Linked DNA regions of Homo sapiens: region 1 is linked to region 2. A link is an interaction called in ENCODE POLR2A ChIA-PET data of the cell type or tissue named here. Cell type or tissue: MCF 10A. All regions are shown on one strand. Links, peaks and the distances in the headings refer to the core of each region. The heading gives the core; the rest is flanking DNA. Region 1 overlaps SUPT3H (SPT3 homolog, SAGA and STAGA complex component). Region 2 overlaps RUNX2 (RUNX family transcription factor 2).

Region 1 (5,388 bases), core at 202-5,201, 69 kb after region 2:
GCAAATAGGAAAACATGTCATTTGAGCATGACATTTTACAGTCTTTAACAATCAAGTGAACAGAAGTTTTATTTATAATACTAAATTGTAATAGCTTATCTTTGATATTTTTATAAAGTGTCAAAGATTTTTATAAGTATTCTGACATCTTGTATTAATATCTCATTTAAATCTCAAAACATCCATGTGAGGCAGCGCAGATGAGTGGGTAGTTTCTCCTCTGTTTCATCCCATGAGGAACGTTTTAATGTACAGCCTTTTTGTTACATAAATCAGTTTGCTAAATTCTGATTCAGCTAGGTGAAACAGATTTCTAAACTCACCAGAATGAAGCTTGGCTTCAGAGCATAGTCCATGGCAACTACTAAACTATCCTGCTTGTAAAGAGTCCCTTAAACTTCAGGGATTTAAAAATTCTGTACCATTAGTTTTACCGTCTCCCTTGTCATAGTCTGAATCTTGGCTTACTGCATTTTTAACTTCTGAAGTGGCCTTCTTTTTTAGGTCCACCAAGTATATTTCTCTTTTGTCTTAAAGGCAGACTCACCTTTCATATTTAGGATTTTTTTTCTCTAGGCTTTCCTAGCCAACCATGAAGAGCTAGTTTATACACTTTACCTAAAAAGTTAACATGCTTTTGACATTCCTGATTTTTAATGGGTTTTAAATTTGTGGTAGGCATAGCTTTTTGTGGCCTCTTAATAGTTTTTGTTGTGCATATCGTAAAGCAGTTAAGTACTTAATTGATAATGTTACTGTTCTAGACGTTCAAAGGAAAATGTACATATATGGGCTCTCCACTGGATATTTAGAATCTAAGGCACTGCTCATTTGGACATGAATGAAAAAAAAAACCATCAGAGAATGAAAACAATAAAGCACTGCATGAATGGGCAACAAAGTACATTGTTTATAGCTAAGGGCAAGTCAGTTTTAAGGGTGGAGAGCAAAAATAAGTATACAGACAAGGGGAAGTTTAGGCCAAGTATAAATGAAGTGGTTCCCAACTGTATAAGAAATAAGATTGAAAATTCTGGTTCAAGTAGTCTAAGAAACCCCTGCAGAGGAGCTAAACTTCTAGGAACTTTGTCATGGTCTAACTCTTTGTATACTACTAAGTATTTAGTGGATGTTCTTTCTCTTTGTCATATCCACTTCATATCAACTTTTATCTCTCCGAATAAAAGGAATTTGAATTGCTCTTTAGTTTGACAATTTTTCATATATACAATTGTCTCATATTTTCTGTTTTATTCAATTAGTAGTCATGGAGAGGAAAAAAGACAGGAATAGGCACCTGTGATTGTAAAATATTTTACCAGTAAACAACTAGTATAGAATATCAAGGGCAACTGGTTATAAAATGAAAGCCTGTAGACCTGTCAGGTGGAGGTCTTTGATGGCTAAGATTCTAATATGGGTTATTAAAAGCATGATTTTAAGCACCTAGAAGGTGAGTAGTTGGAGCCAAATGGTTTTCCTCAGCAGTAGTCATGCCTCACAAACTTCTGTGTTACATCAGAGCTACTGGATAGCTGTCTCAGGAACATGGGACAGAGACACCATTTTTAAACTTCATCAAGGCTTTTCACAAGCTTGTGGTGAGACATCATTGACAACATGAAGAAATATAGACTAGTAGCTAGTTCGTACTGTTATGCAACTTAATAATTTGCAGAATGTCTCAAATTATTGAAGGCATTTTTTACAAGAGAGAGTTATGTACATAGGACCTTCTCTCTTAATCAGTCATTGTGGGTAAACTGAGGGGTGTATGAATGTGAAAATTCTATTCAGGTTTGAAAAGCTGCCTTTTGGAGGTGCAATTATTATAGATTAGATGATCTCTGTTAGTCTCTCGAGTCCTTCAGAATTAAGAGTAAACTACCAGGTGCTCTTCACTCAGTATCAGAACTCTGAAACAGATCAAGTGAACAACTTTAGGGACCTTTAGTAGAGAAGGGGTTTCACCATGTTGGCCAGGATGGTCTTGATCTTCTTGGTCTGCCCGCCTCGGCCTCCCAAAGTGCTGGGATTACAGGTGTGAGCCACTGCACCCGGCTGAGATTCTGCATTTTTAACAAGCTTTCAGGTCATGCTGATTCTGCTGTTTTGTGAGCCACACTATGAGTATGAGTTTAGACTTAAGATGATTTAAGGTTTGGAAAGTTGATTATATTTAATAATTGTAATGCTTTTGTCAGATCAGTGTAGACACTTTACATTTTATTTAACTGGAAACTTTCAAGGTAGGTGGTAATATTTTTACAGATGAGGAAATTGAGACACAGGGAGCTTAAATGTTGGTTGCTCAGGGTTATGTACTAGGCGCTATAACTGGAATTTAAACTTAACACCAAAACCCCTGCTGTCCTTGTGTTTCCATGACATTCTATGGTTTTCATGAGAATACTTTTTCGATTTACAAATATCTTGTAATTGGAGGACTTTGTTCTGTTTCTTACAACTTGAGCATGAAAAATTAAAAACATTGTTCTTCATATGTATTTTTTTGTATGGGTTCAGGAAAAATAAGCTTTTAAAACATTAACGCAAACTATTAACTAAATTTTTGAAATTTTATGTATTGATGGTTTTTAATTGAAAAATATTGGCAAATAAAAAAAAAGGCTTCCAAAATCCTGCTACTGTGTAAACCTTATATTATGACTGTTTTGAGTTCCTCTGATATAGAGGCACTCTCATATTATTTTTAAAAATGGAGATTGTAGGGCTGGGTGTCGTGGCTTATGCGTGTAATCGCAGCACTTTGGGAGGCCAAGGCGGGTGGATTACGAGGTCAGAAGATCGAGACCATCCTGGCCAACATGTTGAAACTCCATCTCTACTAAAAATACAAAATTATCTGGGCGTGGTGGTGCGCACCTGTAGTCCTAGCTACTCGGGAGGCTGAGGCAGGAGAATCGCTTGAACCCAGGAGGCGGAGGTTGCAGTGAGCTGAGATTGTGCCACTGCACTCCAGCCTGGTGACAGAGCGACACACTGTCTCAAAAAAAAAATTGAGATTGTGTTATATATAACTTAGTATTCTATTTTTTTTTCACTAGGCACAACTGTAGTGACAAAGAGAACTCATTCTATTTATAATAAAAACCCTTTCCTATTTTCCTCATGATCATTGGCACCATCAACCATTCTGTCCTAAGTGGCAGTCTCATTTTCCTTATTCTTTGCCTCTTCCATAACTGCTGCCAAATTCTTCTGTTAGTTTCTTTGTAATATCTCTTCAACTTGCCCATATTTTTCAGTCCAGTCTCCGTTTTTTTTTAATGCTAGGTTAATAACTACTAAATCACCATGTTATTTGTGAATTTATTCTCTGCTGTTTTGGTTGACTGTTCTGGCTGTACACAGAACCTTTTGTCTATCTTCATACATCTTTTTAGTGGCTTCTGATGAAATAAGTGTGAATAATTGTAGGGTTTAAACTAAAAGCGATGAATTATCTTAGTGTGTCATTTTTAATTTGTAACCACATCTTTTTCTAACTTCTTGCCTTCATTGCCAGATAGGGTACCAGAATCTGAGAACTTGTAATAATATTGCTACTGCTGAGGACTTTTAACTATCTGTTATTCCGTAGTTATTTTCATGTGTATACATTTTGCCATTTCATTCCTTTCTTTTTGTTACCTCGAGTCTTATGCCATTGTACTCTTTATGAAGTTGCGGAGACAAACTCACTTTTAACCTTTTTCAGTGGATGTTTCTAATGAAAACTAATATGAAAATTTGTGTTTTCCTTTTAAAATGTAGTTATGACTTTATACTTGCATATGTATTTATTTTAGTGTGATCCTACCTCATGTAGCTTTTAAAAGTTGTTAGTTTGCTCATTAAAATATTACCTATCAAGTTAAATATAGGTGCAGAATGATTGGAGAAGTCTGTTGAGATTCATAGATCCCCAAACAGCTTTTCTCTTTTCCTTAGTGCTTTATCTTTGCAAAATATCTCATGTATCATATCATAACCTATGGTTTCTAATCAGCATTTTTTCTCAAAACCATATAGACTGAAAAATATAATCTCATAGCTTTATTCCTACCCTCTGCCAGAGAAAAAAGCGGAGCACTTTTGTGGCTTGTTTGAGAACTTTTTGTTTTGAGTAATAATGTGGATAATTGTGGTTAAAATTGGGGTGAATAGTACATGTCAAGGATTTACTTCTTAGAATCTTGTGCAGTATTTTTTTGGTAGGCACAGGAAAAAGTACACTTACTAGTGGATTTTTGTGAATATCAAATGAATTAGAATTTAAGAAATTATAATTAGAAGTTAAAGCTTAGAAATAAAGGTTGTCTGGATCACTTAGCATATGTGTAGGGGTATAGGTCTTTGTAAATGGGGCTATGAGACCATAGTATAAGGAATGCTACAGATAAATATAGGAAGTAGGATTTGATTCCAGATCTGACACCAAAGCCTATGATTATAATCATATTTATGATACAAGATTATTTTAATTTTATAAATGAGGATTAGACATTCTTGGTGTTTAAGTGTTTAATTTTTTACCCCTAAATTATATTTTTATATCACATAGAGTATATATGTGTATTGTGGACATTAAGACTATTAATTATAATGATTAAGAATTATCTAATTCCTTGAAACTTTTTTTTTCTGATCAAACTCGACCTAAAGGCCAGGTGCGGTGGCTTATGCTTATAATCTCAGCACTTTGGGAGACTGAGGTGGGAGGATCGCTTGAGCCCAGTAGTTCGAGACCAGCCTGGGCAACATGGCAAAAACCTGTCTCTACAAAAAATTACAAAATTATCTGGGCGTGGTGGTGCGTGCCTGTAGTCCAAGCTACCTGGGATGCTGAGTCGGGAAGATCCCTTGAGCTCAGGAGGTCAAAGTTGCAGTGAGCTGTGATCATGCCAGTGCACTCTAGCCTGGGTGACAGAGTGAGACCTTGTCTTGAGGGGGAAGGGGGCTTAACAAACCTCACCTTAATCTTATTCCTTGATATACTTTTATTTTTTCTTAATCTCTTTGGTTCTGTCAGATTAGTATTTCTTAAAGATATGTGGCAGGGTAATTTGAAGACTCCAGGATTATCTTCTTGTTTGTATTTTATTGGTTTAATAACTTTAGAATAATTATGTTTCTGAGAACTAACACCTTTACAGATGAAATTGATTGAGGACTAGGAAGTAACTTCATTTAGATCATGTATAACACTGTAAAGTGGTAATTAAGAGTTAAAAGGCTTGGGTTGGAATCCCATCTCTTCAACTCTGTAACCTTGAGCAAGTTCCTTTACCTCATTCTCAGCTTCCTCATCTGTAAATAATTATGATACATGTCTCATATAAGGGAGTTGTAAGAATTAAAGGAAATAATGTTTATAAATGGCTT
Region 2 (5,388 bases), core at 216-5,215:
GAAGGGAATATTGTAATATAGTGGAGAAGTGAAGTTGGCTTGGCTACAAGCAGCCAAGCCAAAGAGGGCCTTGGTACCATGATTCCCACTTTTGTGCACATTTACAAGAGGGAGAATATTCATGTTGCTTCTAGAAGCCACAATCTTGGTCTTTTCCTCGCTATTACAGCCCATTACCTTCCTTCATCTAAAAAGGAGAGTTGAATGAAAGTTTCTCTGGGCATGACTCTTCACTCCTCTTGAGTCCTCATTAAGATGAAGCAGAAGAGTTATGCAGGTGTGGGAGTGGATCCCCTCATTATTTAATACTTTGATATTTTGTTTATCATGTATTTATTGGTATTCAATTTCATTTTTCAGAATATTCCATTAAAATCATATCTTGAATACTAGGGTTTGTTTGGAACTCCCTTAAGTTTTGCCCCTAAGGCTAGCTAGGGCCTCCATCATTTCATCTCATCCTGGCCCAGCCCTAGGTCTGTGGGTATTGAGAACTTACCGAGTGATTTCAGGCTTCCTTGCTTCATTACGAGCATCTTTATTTTTTTAATATGTTATTAAATATAAGTACAAATTGCAATCACTGCATATTCTTCCACAAAAGAATGTATCTTTTAGGCCAAGCTCTGGTGGCTCATGCCTGTAATCCCAGTACTTTGGGAGGCCAAGGCTGGCGGATCACAAGGTCAGAAGTTCAAGACCAGCCTGACCAACATGATGAAAACCCATCTCTACTAAAAATACAAAAATTAGCCAGGTGTGGTAGCGTGTACCTGTAATCCCAGCTACTCAGGAGGCTGAGGCAGGAGAATCACTTGAACCCAGGAGGCAAATGTTGCAGTGAGCCAAGATCACTCCACTGCACTCCAGCCTGGGCAACAGGCTGTCTCAAAAAAAAAAAAAAAAAAAAAAAAAAAGAATGTATCTTTTAACTTTCTGTATCTACTTGAAGTATTGATAGCAGATATAACAGAATTTTGACCTTCACTATGTAAGGGTGATTGTGTGTGTGTGTCCTGTGCTTACCTGGTTATCACTCTTTAACAACAAAAATATGGATTATCTGCTTATTACTATGTAATTTTAAAGAAGTAGACATTCCTGTTTTGTTGTTTCCGTCTGTTTTAGAATTGTCTTTGATTTTATTTAAATACATTGCAAACACATTACACTTGGGGCTTATTTTCTTTCATTCCCATAAGTGTATCTTTGATGTTAAATTAATTAGATTCTCCTTTAGTAAATAAAATAGATTCCATTATCAAATCTTTACAAGAGTTTAAAAGAGGCAGTTCCCGCCAGGCCTAGTGGCTCACGCCTGTAATCCCAGCACTTTGGGAGGCCAAGGTGGGCTGATCACTTGAGGCCAGGAGTTTGAAACCAGCCTGGCCAACATGGTGAAACCCCGCCTCTACCTAAAATAAAATACAAAAATCAGCCGAGTGTGGTGGCACACACCTGTAGTCCCAGCTACTCAGGGAGGCTGAGGCAGGAGAATCACTTGAATCTTGGAGGCGGAGGTTGCAGTAAGCCGAGATTGTGCCACTGCACTACAGCCTGGATGACAGAGCGAGACTCCGTCTCAGAAATAAGTAAATAAATAACAATAAAAGGGGCAGTTCCCACCAGTGCCACTATGAAGGTAAACTTTTACCAGAGTAAAAAAAAAAAAGTAGGAAAAAAACTGTTTTTTTAAAAAAAGGTTATTTGGCCAGTATTCTTTCCTTTGTCAATGCAGTTATTTTTCTCTGAATTCACATCTTTGCCCAGAGAATATATTTATTTCTGTTTCCTAAGTGAAACCTCTTTCTACAGTTTTTGATGACTAGGTTTGAGTCTTAACCATGATATACTGATTCTCTGGCTTTTTGAAGTAGGGATTTTTCACATGCCTCAAAATCAAAACCCTTAGTTTACTTCTCATACGTACAAAAGAATCTTAGCAAGTCTTCTTTTTTTTGGGGGGTTTTGTTTTTTATTTTTTATTTTTTGAGACAGGGTCTCTCTCTGTCACCCAGGCTGGAGTGTACCGGTGTGATCATAGCTCACTGTAGCCTCAAACTGTCAGTCTCAGGTAATCCTCCTACCTCAGCCTCCCGAGTAGCTGGAACTACAGGCATGAGCTACCATGCCCGGCTAATTTTTTTTTTTTTTTTTTTGTATTTTTTATAGATACTGGGCATGTAGCCCAGGCTAGTCTCAAATTCCTGGCCTCAAGCGATTTTCTGGCCTTGGCCTCTCAAAGTGCTGGGATTTCAGGTGTGAGCCATTGTGCCCAGCCTCAGCAAGTTTTAATTCGGATTTTTACCTCAACATTTAGACCAGATTTATATGTACATAGATAATCAACAAGTCTAAAATGCTATTGAGTGACATTATTCTTATTATTTTCAAGTAAGATATCCTACAGTAAAGCACACTGAATGAGATGTTCCAGATCTTAAGCTTAATGCTTACTATTCTCCAGGATTACTGGAAATGTGGGTTGCATCTAGTAGTTTCATTGAATATAGTTTTTTTATTTATTCTGTTTTTAACTTGCTTCACTGGTGTTTACCCTTACTGAAGGAAATTATTATAGTGTGCCCATAACTACAAACATGAAAACTGGTTGAAGTGTTATAACTTATTATAATATATAGTCCTTCATAATTAAATTATGGCTTCTCTGATGCTGATGGTATTGGTTCATACAAAAATAAATATCTTTTTTTCAAAGGCTTCTCTGATAAAATTTACACTGCAACAAATAAAAAATAAGAGAATTACCAGAAGTATGATGCATAAGAAGCATAACTCATCTTACATTAGCCTTGAAAATTGAAAGCTTTTCCATTTTCAACTTTGTTTTGCTAGCATTTACAAACTCAACCATAAAAATTCCCTCTAGGCAGAGATATGGCAAAAATATTCCAGTTCAAAGTCAAACTTTCTATAGAATGTTTCTTATTGTCAGTGTTAAAATTACAAAATTGAAAAAAAAATTGTTGGCAAGTTGCTTTGCACTTGTCACTGAATAAAAGGGGGGAGACTCACATCTAAACACGTTAAAGTCCAAACAATCCGTCAGTCATTTTTATTAGACATATATGAAAAGAAAAATAAATTAGTTTGAATTCATTTACTTCACCCTTAAAATTGTTCTATTATGTGAAAAACCTTTGCGGTCTTGAAAATTTTAATATGAGTTACTCAATTTTCTGAACTTCTCAATTGTAGAGTGTGCAATTTGGAGCCATTGAAAGAAAAAAACTTTCAGAAGGTTTATATTGGAGTGGAGACTTGGTCTCTTCCCTTTGAACTCCCTTCCAGGAACAGAGCAACAGGACCACATGTAAACTACACTTCTTCTCTGCACATCCTAAAAGATTGGGTAGACTGAAAAGTGGGAAGTGCACTGGGAAGCCTTTTTAACTAACTCACTATAAACCCTTAACCAAGGGCTCTAGACTAACATGTCCAGTGGTTTCATAGAAATTTCCATCTAAACATTCCATAAACCCTTCAAGGTCAGCATGTCCAATATGCCAAACTAATTGTTTCAGGTGAAAAGAAAGACAAGGGGCAACATGTAGGTTCCCAAGGCTCGGTGCACAGTCCTTATTTTTTTTCCGTCTTGGTTAACAGTACAACTGTACACAGAACTGTGTGCTCCTTAACCGTAGGAACTATGTCCTATCCACAGAAAATCTGGAACCACACGATTGAAGAAGTCTGGAAACACCATCCCTACCATATTCCATGTATATACCACGTGAATAGTGTCCCCTGGAGCCATGTTAACATGTTATCCCTAGATAGCCCCCACAGTCAGCATAAGTTCTGGCATGTAGCATGTGATCAATATATATTAGTTGATGAATGAATGAATGAATATATCCCCTTAGGTAGAAACTTAGGTATCATGATAGACTAATCTTTTCCCATTATTTTCTACTTCTAGTTTATCACCTGATTCTATTAATGCTACTTCTTGAATATTATTCATATCTATTTTCTTTCCATATCCATTGTCACTGCTTTAGGTTCAGGCTTTTATCATCTTGAACTTCAACTACAATGGACTCCTAACGTGTCTCCCTGCCTCCATTCATGCCCATCTCAATCCCAGTCTATCCTCCACATTGCCATCGGCATTCTCTTTTTAGAATACAATTTCGTTCATTTTGTTGCATTGCCTAAAACTCTTTAAGTGGTTCCATATCATCTATCATACAAAACCCCTTCATGTCCTGGCCTTCCCAAGTTATCACTACAGAACTATGAGTATAGAGTTTAAAAAGTAAAACCCAAATTTGAAAACAAATATATCTTGTGAAAAACCTCAACCTACACATTTCCTGATATCTCTTGCCCCAAACTCAGACTCATTTTTCTCTTTCCTTCATCAGTGCTACAGAAATTTGCATTTACCTCCATTATTGCACTCATCACCTGAATAATCTGTTGACATATATGCATTCCATATAGAGTGTAAGTTCCTTGAGAACAGGGATTAGTCTTAGTCATCTTTTATCCTCAGCATTTAGCATAATGCCAAGAGTGAAATAAGTGTCAATCAATGCTTGTTAAAATGAATCACTGAATAAATAAACCTATTAAATTATCTTTAGACCTGAATTTTCTATCCTTTTAAAATAGGAAATTTTCATATTATTAAGTGTTATTATTCTTTCTGAAATTATCAAATATTGATTAGGCTGTGGCTCAATGGGAACTTTCTTACATCTTGTTGGGAATATAAATTGGGGAAAAAACCTCGAAATAATAGTTTGGCATTAAGGTTGAAACTGCATATGCTGTATGACTTAGCAATTCCGTACCTAAGTATCTACCCTAGATATACATAGAAAATTATAATACGTTGTATGTCATACTGGAATAAAGAAATGAGAAGCTTGTGTTTGGAGGCAAAAGAGTACAGCTCCAGCCACCTTAGCCCATGTGGGTATCCTAAGGGCTCAGGAGATCAATATCTTGCACTTGTCCTGAATGGAAGGTTTTATAGTGAGTTAGTTAAAAAGGCTTCCCAGTGTACTTCCCATCTTTCAGTCTACCCACTCTTTTAGGATGTGCAGAGAAGATATATAGTTTACATGTGATCCTGTTGCTCTGTTCCTGGAAGGGAGTTCAAAAGGAAGAGACAAGTCTCCATTCCAATATTGGTGGTGTTCTTCCAACCAGGTGCAATGAATATTTGCTGTTTTATTTAAGAATATTCAGTATGCTATGAAAAATGAGAAAAATAAGGAAAATGAATGAAACTAAATATAAAAGCTAGTGGCTTGTGAGATATGTTAGACATAAAAGAAGTTGAGCATATGTGTGCTTAATTTCAGTTGGGAGGAATAGTAGGACCAAGAGCACCAAATATTCATACAGTAAACA

What was found. Peaks named below come from ENCODE experiments on the same cell type or tissue, not always from the same donor. Only the 100,000 strongest peaks of a DNase experiment are listed, where the experiment ranks them.
Region 1: POLR2A ChIA-PET joins it to region 2 with 5 read pairs; 2 of 35 experiments call an interaction of 5 or more read pairs at or near these places.

The regions. Positions count from the first base shown.
Region 1 is chr6:45,339,903-45,345,290 of GRCh38, reverse strand. The region is part of intron 2 of SUPT3H (SPT3 homolog, SAGA and STAGA complex component); the gene reads left to right. All of the region lies in intron 2 of RUNX2 (RUNX family transcription factor 2), which reads right to left. Among named protein-coding and RNA genes, the nearest start is that of RUNX2, 14 kb to the right of the region's middle. In MCF 10A, for the core only: no CTCF peak of the experiment used is centred there; no DNase peak of the experiment used is centred there.
Region 2 is chr6:45,408,959-45,414,346 of GRCh38, reverse strand. All of the region lies in intron 2 of RUNX2 (RUNX family transcription factor 2), which reads right to left. Among named protein-coding and RNA genes, the nearest start is that of SUPT3H, 34 kb to the right of the region's middle. In MCF 10A, for the core only: no CTCF peak of the experiment used is centred there; a DNase peak (open chromatin) is centred at 2,216.